3 separate regions of the Mus musculus genome follow, and all the other regions are linked to region 2. A link is a contact called in ENCODE POLR2A ChIA-PET data. All regions are on one chromosome and are shown on one strand. The core of a region is the stretch at or near the end of the contact, and the rest is flanking DNA. Distances in the headings are between cores, read along the strand shown. Region 1 has its middle 22 kb from the start of Scgb1a1. Region 2 holds the start of 5730408K05Rik (RIKEN cDNA 5730408K05 gene). Region 3 overlaps Scgb1a1 (secretoglobin, family 1A, member 1 (uteroglobin)).

Region 1 (3,531 bases), core at 422-2,921, 180 kb after region 2:
AAATTCTTAACTATACTATTGTTCTCTTTGGGTTGGGCCTGTGACACATTGAGCATGTTTCATGGGAATATGTGGCTAATTATCCATCAGAGGCCACCTATCCTTGAGATTAGGTTTCTTTTCCTTTTTTGTTACTGGTTTTGCTACTATTACTACTACTACTACTACTACTACTAATTCCAATAAATGATTCTAAGCAATTACCAGCAATAGTCCCATCACTTGGCTGACTGGAAAAGGTGTGAAACAACAGAAGATAAGTGTCTGGGAATGAGGAAGTTTCTGGGAGGGAACGAGGCTAGAACAGCCTCCCTCTGACCCCATATCTTGCCTTAGGCTTATGCCATAAATACCTTATGCTCTTAGCTTCCTTTAAACTGCATTCTTGTTCCAAGGATTGACCTGAAGTTTTGGTAGAAAAGAGATGAGACCCAGACCTGTCCTTGATACAACTAAAACTCCACTAAAAAGTGGTTCTAAGACATTTGCTTTTCTTGGAGTTTCTTCCCCAGCCTTTACTGTGAATTTATGTGTGTGTCCATATTCATGAGGAGGCCAGAGGTCAATGTCTGGTGTCTTCCTTGATCATCCACAATGACTTTTGTTTGGTTTGGTTTGGTTTCTTGAGGCAGGGTTTCTTTGTGTAGCTCTGGCTGTCCTGGGACTCACTCTGTAGACTCTGGAGCGGGGTGGTCAGTAAAGCCTGCCAGTAAGACCAAAGGGCTGGGGTTATGAGCAATGCCACCAGCTTTTATGTGAGTGCTGGGGTTTTAGACTTAGCTTCTTATACTTGTTTGTTTGTTTGTTTGTTTTGTTTTGTTTTGTTTCGAGACAGGGTTTCTCTGTATAGCCCTGGCTGTCCTGGAACTCACTTTGTAGACCAGGCTGGCCTCGAACTCAGAAATCCGAAATCCACCTGCCTCTGCCTCCCAAATGCTGGGATTAAAGGCATGCGCCACCACGCCTGGCTGTTCTTTATACTTGTATGGCAGTCACTTTATCTTCTCAGCCCCTAGGCTGGACAGCCTACCTTTCTTCCTTTTGGGAAAGTGAGGATGTTCTAGGCAGGGAGGCAGCAGTAGCATGCAGAGCATGTCTAGCAAGTTCTGTGTGGCATAGCACAGCTGGAGTGTTTTACAGCAGGCAGGGTATAGTGAGACCTTCCTGTGAGGAGCAGGAAGCCACTGGTGGTTTTCATGTAAGAAAGAGACATGAGTTTGCTTTTGTTTTGATCGACATCCTAACCATCAATCATAACAGCAATTATAGTGATCAATAGAAACCATGATTTTTGTGCTAGGCATTAGCTAAAATGCTTCAACATGACTCATCTTATTTAATCCTACCTTAGAGCTGAGCTAGGAGAGTCCACAGAGCCCATTCACTCAGCAGAAGGGCGGAGACAAGCCAGCTGTCCAAACAGGAAGTTAATGCTGTTAACCGTTCCTCAATCTCCCTAAACCTTGGTGTCTTCATGTCTGATCTTAACTTCATAGATATTTTATTCATGTAAAACACTTGGCACAGTGCCTGGAACACTATAACAACGCAGTAAGGGTTAGTCATTGTGACTTTTGTGGCTGTTTCCCACTTTAGAGTGTCCCCTGGTATGCCAGGTGCTGGGTGGTACCAGTAAAATCGCATGGGTTGGAACCAGTAAACTGGGCTCATAAAGCCGTTCCTGTCACTGTAGGGTGAAGAAGAGGGTGTGCTCTCTGCATCTGCTAGTGCACTCTTTGGTTGCCTTGGTAACCAGTCTAGACACCTGGCTCTCCCAGCAGCTGGTGCTTCTCTAGCTCAGGCCTGGGAAAATCTGTGTTGTTCCACAGTGGTTTCTCTGAGTTCATCCCTTTCTTTCCGCTCTGTGTTTCTGCTGCAGCTTAGTGTGTATGCGTGTATGTATGTGTTTGGGTATGTGGGTATGTGTGTGTGTATTTGGGTATGTGGGTATGTGTTCATCTCACAAACGCCATAGTGGAAGATGAGCTGAAGGGAGCAGAGGCAGCAACTGACTCAAATTCATTAGTGGAGAACTCATGAGCACTGGGAGGGTTACAGATGGAAGTAGAGAGAGATAGATTTTAGGAATGTTTTGGATTTAGAGTTGATAGGCTGTGACAATTTAACACCACAAGGAGAAGTGAAGAAAAAGCTTTCTCTCCCCTAAAAACTCAAACACATCCCTTTGTTTTCTTTTCTGCCTTTGTTCAGAGGAACATATCCACCTGTGTGATGTCTAATCTCACTTCTAGGCTGGTCATTTCTAGTTAATTAGCTTCCCTGTTTTTAAATTAAAATTCTTAAAAAATTTTTTTTTTTTGTTTTGGTCTTATATGTCTGAGTTTTTTTTGCCTGAATTTTGTTTTGTTTGGAAACAAATCTCAGCTTGTAGCTCAGGTGGGCCTGGGTCTCTCAGCAGTCCTTTTGCCTTAGTCTCCTGAGTGCTGGAGTTACAGGTGTGTGCTGCTACCCTCTTTTCTTGGCAGGCAAATTCAGCATTTATACAATAGAAGTCAAAACCGGAATCCAGAATGATTCCCTTCCCCTCTCTGGAAGCTGCTTCTCCTCCTGTGAGCGCCACTGTGGTCCAGGCAGAAACAAAACCGTGATGAACTGTGGGTGCTCCCACCTCCCCACCCGCTCCTCCGTGCTCCTCATCTCCCCACCCGCTCCTCCTGCCCCCTGAGGGCAACACCATTACTACTTTGGAAATCCCCACATGGGGCTTCTGTGCAGCCACCTCCGCTTCTCTTCACAGTTTCTCTGCCTCTCATGCAGGTTCTGCATTTCAACCACAGGGGTCTCCAGGGCTACAAATCTGCCTCTCCACCTTGACTTCCAGCTGCCTGGCACTTTCGGCATGACTACTCACTTTCTGTGCTGTCTAAAGTTCTATCTCAGATCTCAGCTTCCTCAATAGCCCCTATGTAAGTCATTTTCTTTATCTTGGCACCCTTGTACTCCCCTAGATGTAGCTAGTCTTTCCTCCCATGCTCTACCAGGGTTCTCACTGTCTGTCAGGATGCTCTTTCTTGGCTTTGCTTGGCCCACGTCTTTCCAATCTTTAAATCCCAGTTAAGTCTTCCCTGCTAGATCACTACTTACCACCCAAGCAGGTTCCACAACCCCATTTACATGGCTGGCTGCTGAGCCCTAGTGACCTGCATGTTTCTGCCTTGCTGGTGCTGGGATTGCACGGGTCCTGGGGACTGAATTTAGCTATTCTCATTTGCATGGCAAGCACTTTACCTCCACTAAGCTATCTCCTCAGCCTGAGGGTAAAAGTTTTGAACCAAGGTAGGATAGTAGATCTCCATGCTTTGAAGGATCCACAGGGACAATCAGATGATTGTCACTGAGATGGGGCACTTTTCTGAGAAAAGGCAGATGCATTTTACACGGTCTTAACCAACTGTTTCTTTTCATTCAGCCTGTGTCCTGACCTCACGTTCGGTCTCACCTACCCCAGGCTGGCCTGGAATATACTTGATTTGTAGCTGATGATGATCCTGAACTTCTGATCTTTTTGCC
Region 2 (3,080 bases), core at 439-2,938:
AACCCTGGACTTGGCTGGGGTCAAGAACAAGATGCCTTCTGGATTCCTGAAGATACAGAGGGTCAGGAAACTCCCAATCTCTGTCCTCTTTGGGACCCAACAGGGTCCTGCATCTATAGAACACGATTTATGGAATATCCCCATTTCCCACCTCTCAGTACTTTTGGGGGTAAGTATTGGTGTTTTTTTTTTTCCTCCAATTTCATCTCCATTATTATTGTTTTCAAAGCTCTTTGGCTTACTCTAAGCTGCAGGACACACAATTCACACCAGCTCTGCAGTTCAGATTGAGCCCAGCCAGTAATGATGTCAGGTCTCCCCACCTGGTAACCCAGTATTACCCTCAGGCTCCAGGTTTATGAACCAGGACACAAATTGTGCAAACCAGGAAAACACTCTCAATTACTAGCTATTCATACAATGGCAAAATTCCAACTCTATGTTTGACCAACAAAAGCAGAATGGAAACTCTCAGAAATCTTTTGAGATTTAACTGAATGTCTTATAAGGCCTTAACTTTTATTCTTTGGTCTTTCGAGACAAGGTTTCTCTGTATCACCCTGGCTGTCCTGGAACTCACGCTGTAGACCAGGCCGGCCTTGAACTCAGAAATCTGCCTGTCACTGCCTGCCAAGTGCTGGGATTAAATGTGTGGGCCACCATTGCCCGGTTTAGGGCTTAATTTTTATACCCAGTCCAGCCATTGGATTTTTTTTTTCTTACTTCTAGTAGGGCAGCTGAAAAGGAGGGTCCTTGAATCCTCAGGCAAATCTCGCTTAGCAACAATTATCCCTGGAGAGCTGTGAGGAACCTAAGGATGCTAGGGCTCCCAGATTCTGCACTGGGAATGGCAATGGCCTCCTTGTATAAGGCTGTTTATGTAGGTCCCAGCACGGAGACAAGTCCACCCCGAGAACATCCACAGGGCATGCCTGTGGAGGATTGAGATCCTAGTTTTACTTCCAATATCTTAGTGAGAAAGCTGTGCCTACCGCCAGTTTAAATGCCAGGAAGCTTGAAGATAAGGGTGCATGCTACCCCAGGTTAGTTCTGCTGATTACACGTGCGCACCATTACGCTAGGCTTTTTACCATAACTACAGGTTTGATTCCCATGCCTTTAGGAGCGCACTTTCTATACTCATAAAGATTTACATCCTGGTTGAGATTTAGCTTATTAAGTCCCCCCACAAGATCGACCAGAGATCTTTAGTGAATAGTCACTATCACTCCCAACATGTGCTTTCGGTCCTAAAGATTTGCAAATTACGAGTCGCAGAAAAAAAAGGTAGCGAACACAGGGTCCTTAGGGTTCACAGACTTTATTGATTCAATAATAAACAGCAAAGAAAATGTTAACCATCACTCCGGGAGCGTCAATGTCGACCTAAAATAAAATAAAAAGCGTTGAGTAACCCAGAGGGGACTGCGGGACCTAGCTACATTTCTGCACGGTTAAGTGTTCCGGCGTCTGAGGATAGAACCCGCGAACGGGAAGCCGCAAGCACCGAAGACATAACGCCGAGAGGGCCAGAGCCCTTTCTTCTACCTCCGTACATTACGGGGAGCGGGACCGCACGCCCGGTCCCCGCCAAGAAAAGGAGGATCTACAAAGTCAGGCCCAGTTCCCAGTAGTTCCCTCGCATATAAAGACAAAATCAAGACTCACGTGAAAACCACCCTTGGAAAGGCCCCGCAACGCGCGGAACAACCTTATATACCCCTGGTGCCCGCCTCCAAGCTGCGATTGGTTCGGAGGCATCAGAGGGCGGGGTCTTTTGCGTGTGGCGGAACCTGTGAGCGGAGCGGAAGTGCGGCTTTTGGAATGAGCCGCGGAGTGTAGCCATGGCACCTCCGGGAGGAAAGATCAATCGTCCCCGGACGGTGACTGAACTGTGGGAGTGGGAACTGCGTCTTTGTTTCCCTTTGCTTCCCGGCATTTTCCTCTTTGGAAACAGGATTAGTTAGGGGCTGGGGTTGTTAGGTGCGGAGGATCCCGGGTGGGTGTGCAGAACCTTACATGCGCATCTTTTTCTTCCGCAGGAGCTGAAGAAGAAGTTGTTCAAGCGCCGCAGGGTATTAAGCAGGGATCGGCGACGGAAACGCCAGGTGGTCGGGGCTGTGATAGACGAAGGGCTGACTACGAAGCACCACCTCAAGAAGCGGGCGTACGTACAGTATTATCCTCCGGTTGGACATTCCTACCCACTTCCTACCAGGTTTCAGAGCATCCCAGAGGTCTCCAAATTTCTTGTTCTCTTTCACGTTTATGCAGCAACTAGTTGAGAGTTATGTTAGTTTCCAAACTACTAGCCTCTTATGGTATCATTGCTCACAGGATTCTGATGCTGTTGTTGATTGTTTTGTCTCGGGTTTTCAAGCAGGGTTTCTCTGTAGCTCTGGCTGTTCTGGAACTTTCTGTGTTGACCAGGCTGGCCTCTAACTAAGAGATCCACTTACCTCTGCCTCCCAAGTTCTGGGATTAAAGTCCTTCACCACCCCCACCACCCCCCAGCTGCTCACTGGATTTTTTTTTTTTTTTTTTTTTCAAGACAGGGTTTCTTTGTGTCGCCCTGGCTGTCCTGGAACTCACCCTGTAGACCAGGCTGGCCTCGAACTCAGAACTTACTGACTTAATACTATTGAGGTACATATTGAAGTCAAATTGTTAAAAAGTCTTAAGTGTTAAAGAGTTCCCTGAGGACACCAGAGCCCATTCAGTAATTTGAATGCAGAGACCTTATAAAACAAAAACTGGGCAATGATGCTCCCATTTAAATTCCAGTGCCAGGAGACTAAGACAGAAAGGTTGCCTGTTGGCTAGCCTGGTCTACAGAGTGAGACCTTTTCTTAGCTGGGGTCATTTTTGAGGCTCAGTTTGGTACAAATGAACCTGGATATTTTTTGTTTCCTGTCACTCAGGTCCAGTGCTCGTGCCAACATCACGCTGTCTGGGAAGAAGCGCAGGAAACTCTTGCAGCAGATCCGACTTGCCCAGAAAGAAAAAGCAGCCATGGAAGGTAAGTCTTGGGCACAGAGGCTACACAACAAGAAGTCTGGATTTTACCTGGGTTTTATCTT
Region 3 (3,203 bases), core at 692-3,191, 190 kb after region 2:
ATAGTTCTGGGCTGGCCTGGAACTTGCTACATACCCAAGTTGGCCTCGAATTCACAGCCATCCGTCTGCCTTTGCCTCCCAGATGCCAGGGTTAGAGGTGTGTACCACTATGCTTGGCTATTGAATTTTTAGACAAAGCTGGTCTTGAGTTTGTAGTGATCCGTCTGCCTTTGCCTCTCAAGTGCTGGGATTACAGGTGTGTATCACTAGATGCTGCTTTTAATCTTTTTTATTTTTATTTTTTGACTCAGAAACATTTAAAATATCATCTTCATAGTTTGAGCTTAATACTTTTCAAATTCAGGAAGTGTGTATTTGCCTCCTATGTTTTAGTTTGGCATATTCATAGTGAGGATGGCTGATTATAGAAATAGAAGTATAGATTCTCTGTCTCTCTCTCTCCTGAGATGGTCTCATTCTGTAGTTTTAGCTGACCTAGAACTCAGACTGTCTGCCTTTGAGTGTTAAAGGCAGGCATCACTACACTCAGCCTTTCTTTATTTTTGAAATGTAAACACCACTTTTAGCAAGTGGTTCCTTAAAACAACATCATCAACAACATCCAACTATGCTGGCCTGGGCAGGACCTTGGCCTACTAGCAGGATCAAGATATTAACTTAGCAGGTCAGGGAAAAAAAACCAAAATCCCAATGGCCACTTCCTATTTTTCTCCAATTTCATTTACACTGCACAGATAATTCACCTTTTCTATGGTTGTAGTCAGTTCATTTTTGCATTTGGCCATGCACTCGCGCACGCGCATGCGTAGATTCACCTCGTGCCCAGCAGCTCTCATGGGTGCTCATGGGGCTTCATGTTTGCACAGCGAACAGTTTCCTGATAGCTACGTTTCCTAGTACTCTCTGCATTTGAAGAACCTAAGGTATGTACCTTTCTCTGGGCTAATACACATTCTTGCACATTGCCAAAGCAGATATCTCTAAGGCAGAGATTCACTGCAATATAATTGTATTTCCTTTTATTCCCAGTCATCGGCATTGTGTTTGTGCAAGGTAAATACTTTCTTAGCAGTGAATAAGTCGTTAAAATTCGCAACTTTTTATGACCTTGGACCTTGTCCATTTAAATAATGCTCACCTAGGTGGGTAGTTCGAGGGAGGCCACATATGCACCTTAGACAGAATGACCTGGATGCAGAAGAATCTAGGGCCTTGGGAGTGAAGGAGTGGGCCGCCACCAGGGCCCAGCCTGCCACAAATAGTCTCTTTTGGAATCACTGGTCCCCCTGACCTGCCCTGGAATTTTTACAATCCCAGCCCCTCCTCTGGCAGACAATGAAGGAGTGGGTGTGGTGGCTTTAGTGCTGTGTACACAAATGAGTGTTTATGGTGGACTTTTCTCATCATTATCCCTAGTTTACTGACCCTGAAGAGTCCTGTGTGGGAGGTTCTACCATCAGTAGGGCAGGAGCTGGGCCTCCGCTCTGGGTTGTGTGAGAAATAAAAGAGATATGCTAATGTCTGCCAAGCCAAAGCTTGTAAGGTTGCAGTTTCTGCTATGGGACTTTAAAACCAGGCAGGTGGACCAATTCTTGGTCCTCTCTGTCTTCAGGGCCATCTCAGAGTCTAGATATGTCAGGATGGCCTTTGAGGTCTTGTGGGAGTGGAATTACTCCTAATTCCAATAGGACTGGCCGGTCACTGGAAGGCTTCAGCCGTGCTACTTGTGTGCCGTGCTAGACTACTTGTGTGCCTTTCGGTGGGTTTTTCCTCAGAATTTTGACAAAAACAAACAAATAAACAAACAAACAAGCAAACAAACTCTGCCCAAATAAAGCTTTAGAGGCCAGATAAAACGATTTAAAATCGATGCTAGAGAATGACTCTCACCATCTGCCCCGCCCAAAAGTCAAAGGGTTGGTGCGGGGTCTAGTCCTCAAACTCGCAGGGGGCGGTAGCATGGACTACACTGCCCCCTGGTGGCCACGACGCAGGAGCAGGCGTGGCCCGTAACCGCCCATGTAGCTGCTTCTAGGCGCTGAACTGGCTGCCTGGCTGGCTGGCGTTCTCTTCCATAGCTTCCTTGTTCCGGTGCCCTCTGCCTCTTCCCTTTCTATTTCTACATACAGCTCTTCTGCACACGCCTCCAACTCTACTCTTTTTTCAACCTTTTGGGATGGTGTGGCCCGGCTCCAGTGGAGGCTCGCTGATGTTAGGACAAATTCTAAACCAATCAACATCTTTTTGGGCAGCGGATATTGTGTGTGGCCAGTACAAAAAGGTCCCAAGGTGGGGCTTGACTTTTAGGAACTAAAGGTCGAAGAGAGGGGATGTCTGGATTGAGAAGGGGGAGACAAGGGCTGTCATGGGTCTTGTGTTGAGCTTGAACATTTATGGTCCGTATGCTTTTAAGACTGGAGTGTGGGAACACTGCTAAGATTTTACATGGGATCAAACTCCCTGTGGTGGATGCATGGTCATTGAATTGCTTAGCAGTTAGTCAGCTGGCAGCCTGTAAAGGGGCCTCTGGGATTGCAGCAGCCAGGGATGATGGTGTGGCCAGGAGATATTGAAGGAGTGAATGACCCCAGAGGTCTCGGTTGATTGGACAAAGAAGGGCTAAGGGATGCCTATCAGGCTCCTGGCTGGAATAGTGTAGCCCAGAGGATGGAGTTAGAATCCAGTAACATTTAGGACCAGACATGGGGAGGGAGGGATGGTATTACAGGTCTTTTAGACAAGCTAGGCTAGGGCTGTTGAATAGATGGTGGGACTTAACATTCTATTACTAGGTAGGGCATTGCAGTCTACTGATGGCAAATAACTGAAGTGTAGAGGAAGGAGGACTTGTGGGATCTTGTGTGGCACCAGGGCAGGACTCAGCTGTCCTCCCTTACTTCTGGTTCCCTTCACTCACTCCAGCTCCAATGCTCTGGCTCCAGCAGGTACAGAAAAAGACCATTGCACACAGGCAGGTGAGATGCTCGCAGTTTATTGCAAAGAGGAAGGAGGGGTTGGTGTGGGGAAGCCGAGGAGCCGAGGAGACACAGGGCAGTGACAAGGCTTTAGCAGTAGAATATCTCTGAAATCCAGTGAGCTTCAGAATCTTAAATCTTGCTTACACAGAGGACTTGTTAGGATTTTCTCCTAGAATAAAGAAACACCCCACACCCCCAATAGTGAGTGAACCTCAGAAGTAGATGCAGTAGTGGTGCAGAGACTTATCAGACAAAAGCCACAGT

What was found. ChIA-PET counts read pairs that join two places held with the same protein, here RNA polymerase II (POLR2A).
Region 1: POLR2A ChIA-PET joins it to region 2 with 13 read pairs in embryonic stem cell. The contact joins the enhancer-like site here to the promoter of 5730408K05Rik in region 2. POLR2A ChIA-PET finds 5 or more read pairs at or near these places in 3 of 5 experiments (Patski and embryonic stem cell).
Region 3: POLR2A ChIA-PET joins it to region 2 with 17 read pairs in embryonic stem cell. The contact joins the enhancer-like site here to the promoter of 5730408K05Rik in region 2. POLR2A ChIA-PET finds 5 or more read pairs at or near these places in 3 of 5 experiments (Patski and embryonic stem cell).

The regions. Positions count from the first base shown.
Region 1 is chr19:9,064,675-9,068,205 of GRCm38, forward strand. It overlaps a transcript of Ahnak not described here. Among named protein-coding and RNA genes, the nearest start is that of Scgb1a1, 22 kb to the right of the region's middle. Within about 2 kb of position 1,672, at least 1 of the 3 ENCODE cell types and tissues checked has a DNase peak (open chromatin) inside an H3K27ac peak, as active enhancers do.
Region 2 is chr19:8,887,082-8,890,161 of GRCm38, forward strand. 5730408K05Rik (RIKEN cDNA 5730408K05 gene) reads right to left here and starts at 1,689. Exons shown (of 1, transcript NR_027866.1): 1 at 1,306-1,689. Lbhd1 (LBH domain containing 1) reads left to right here. Exons shown (of 6, transcript NM_001286103.1): 3 at 1-169; 4 at 2,043-2,167; 5 at 2,922-3,019. It overlaps 1810009A15Rik (RIKEN cDNA 1810009A15 gene), which reads left to right and starts at 1,802. Exons shown (of 4, transcript NM_025463.3): 1 at 1,802-1,883; 2 at 2,043-2,167; 3 at 2,922-3,019. The coding sequence starts at 1,845. It overlaps Snora57 (small nucleolar RNA, H/ACA box 57), which reads right to left and starts at 1,604; the gene lies at 1,455-1,604. It also overlaps Mir5136.
Region 3 is chr19:9,080,704-9,083,906 of GRCm38, forward strand. It overlaps Scgb1a1 (secretoglobin, family 1A, member 1 (uteroglobin)), which reads right to left. Exons shown (of 3, transcript NM_011681.2): 3 at 2,939-3,108. The coding sequence ends at 3,061. Among named protein-coding and RNA genes, the nearest start is that of Scgb1a1, 5.7 kb to the right of the region's middle. Within about 2 kb of position 1,942, at least 2 of the 3 ENCODE cell types and tissues checked have a DNase peak (open chromatin) inside an H3K27ac peak, as active enhancers do.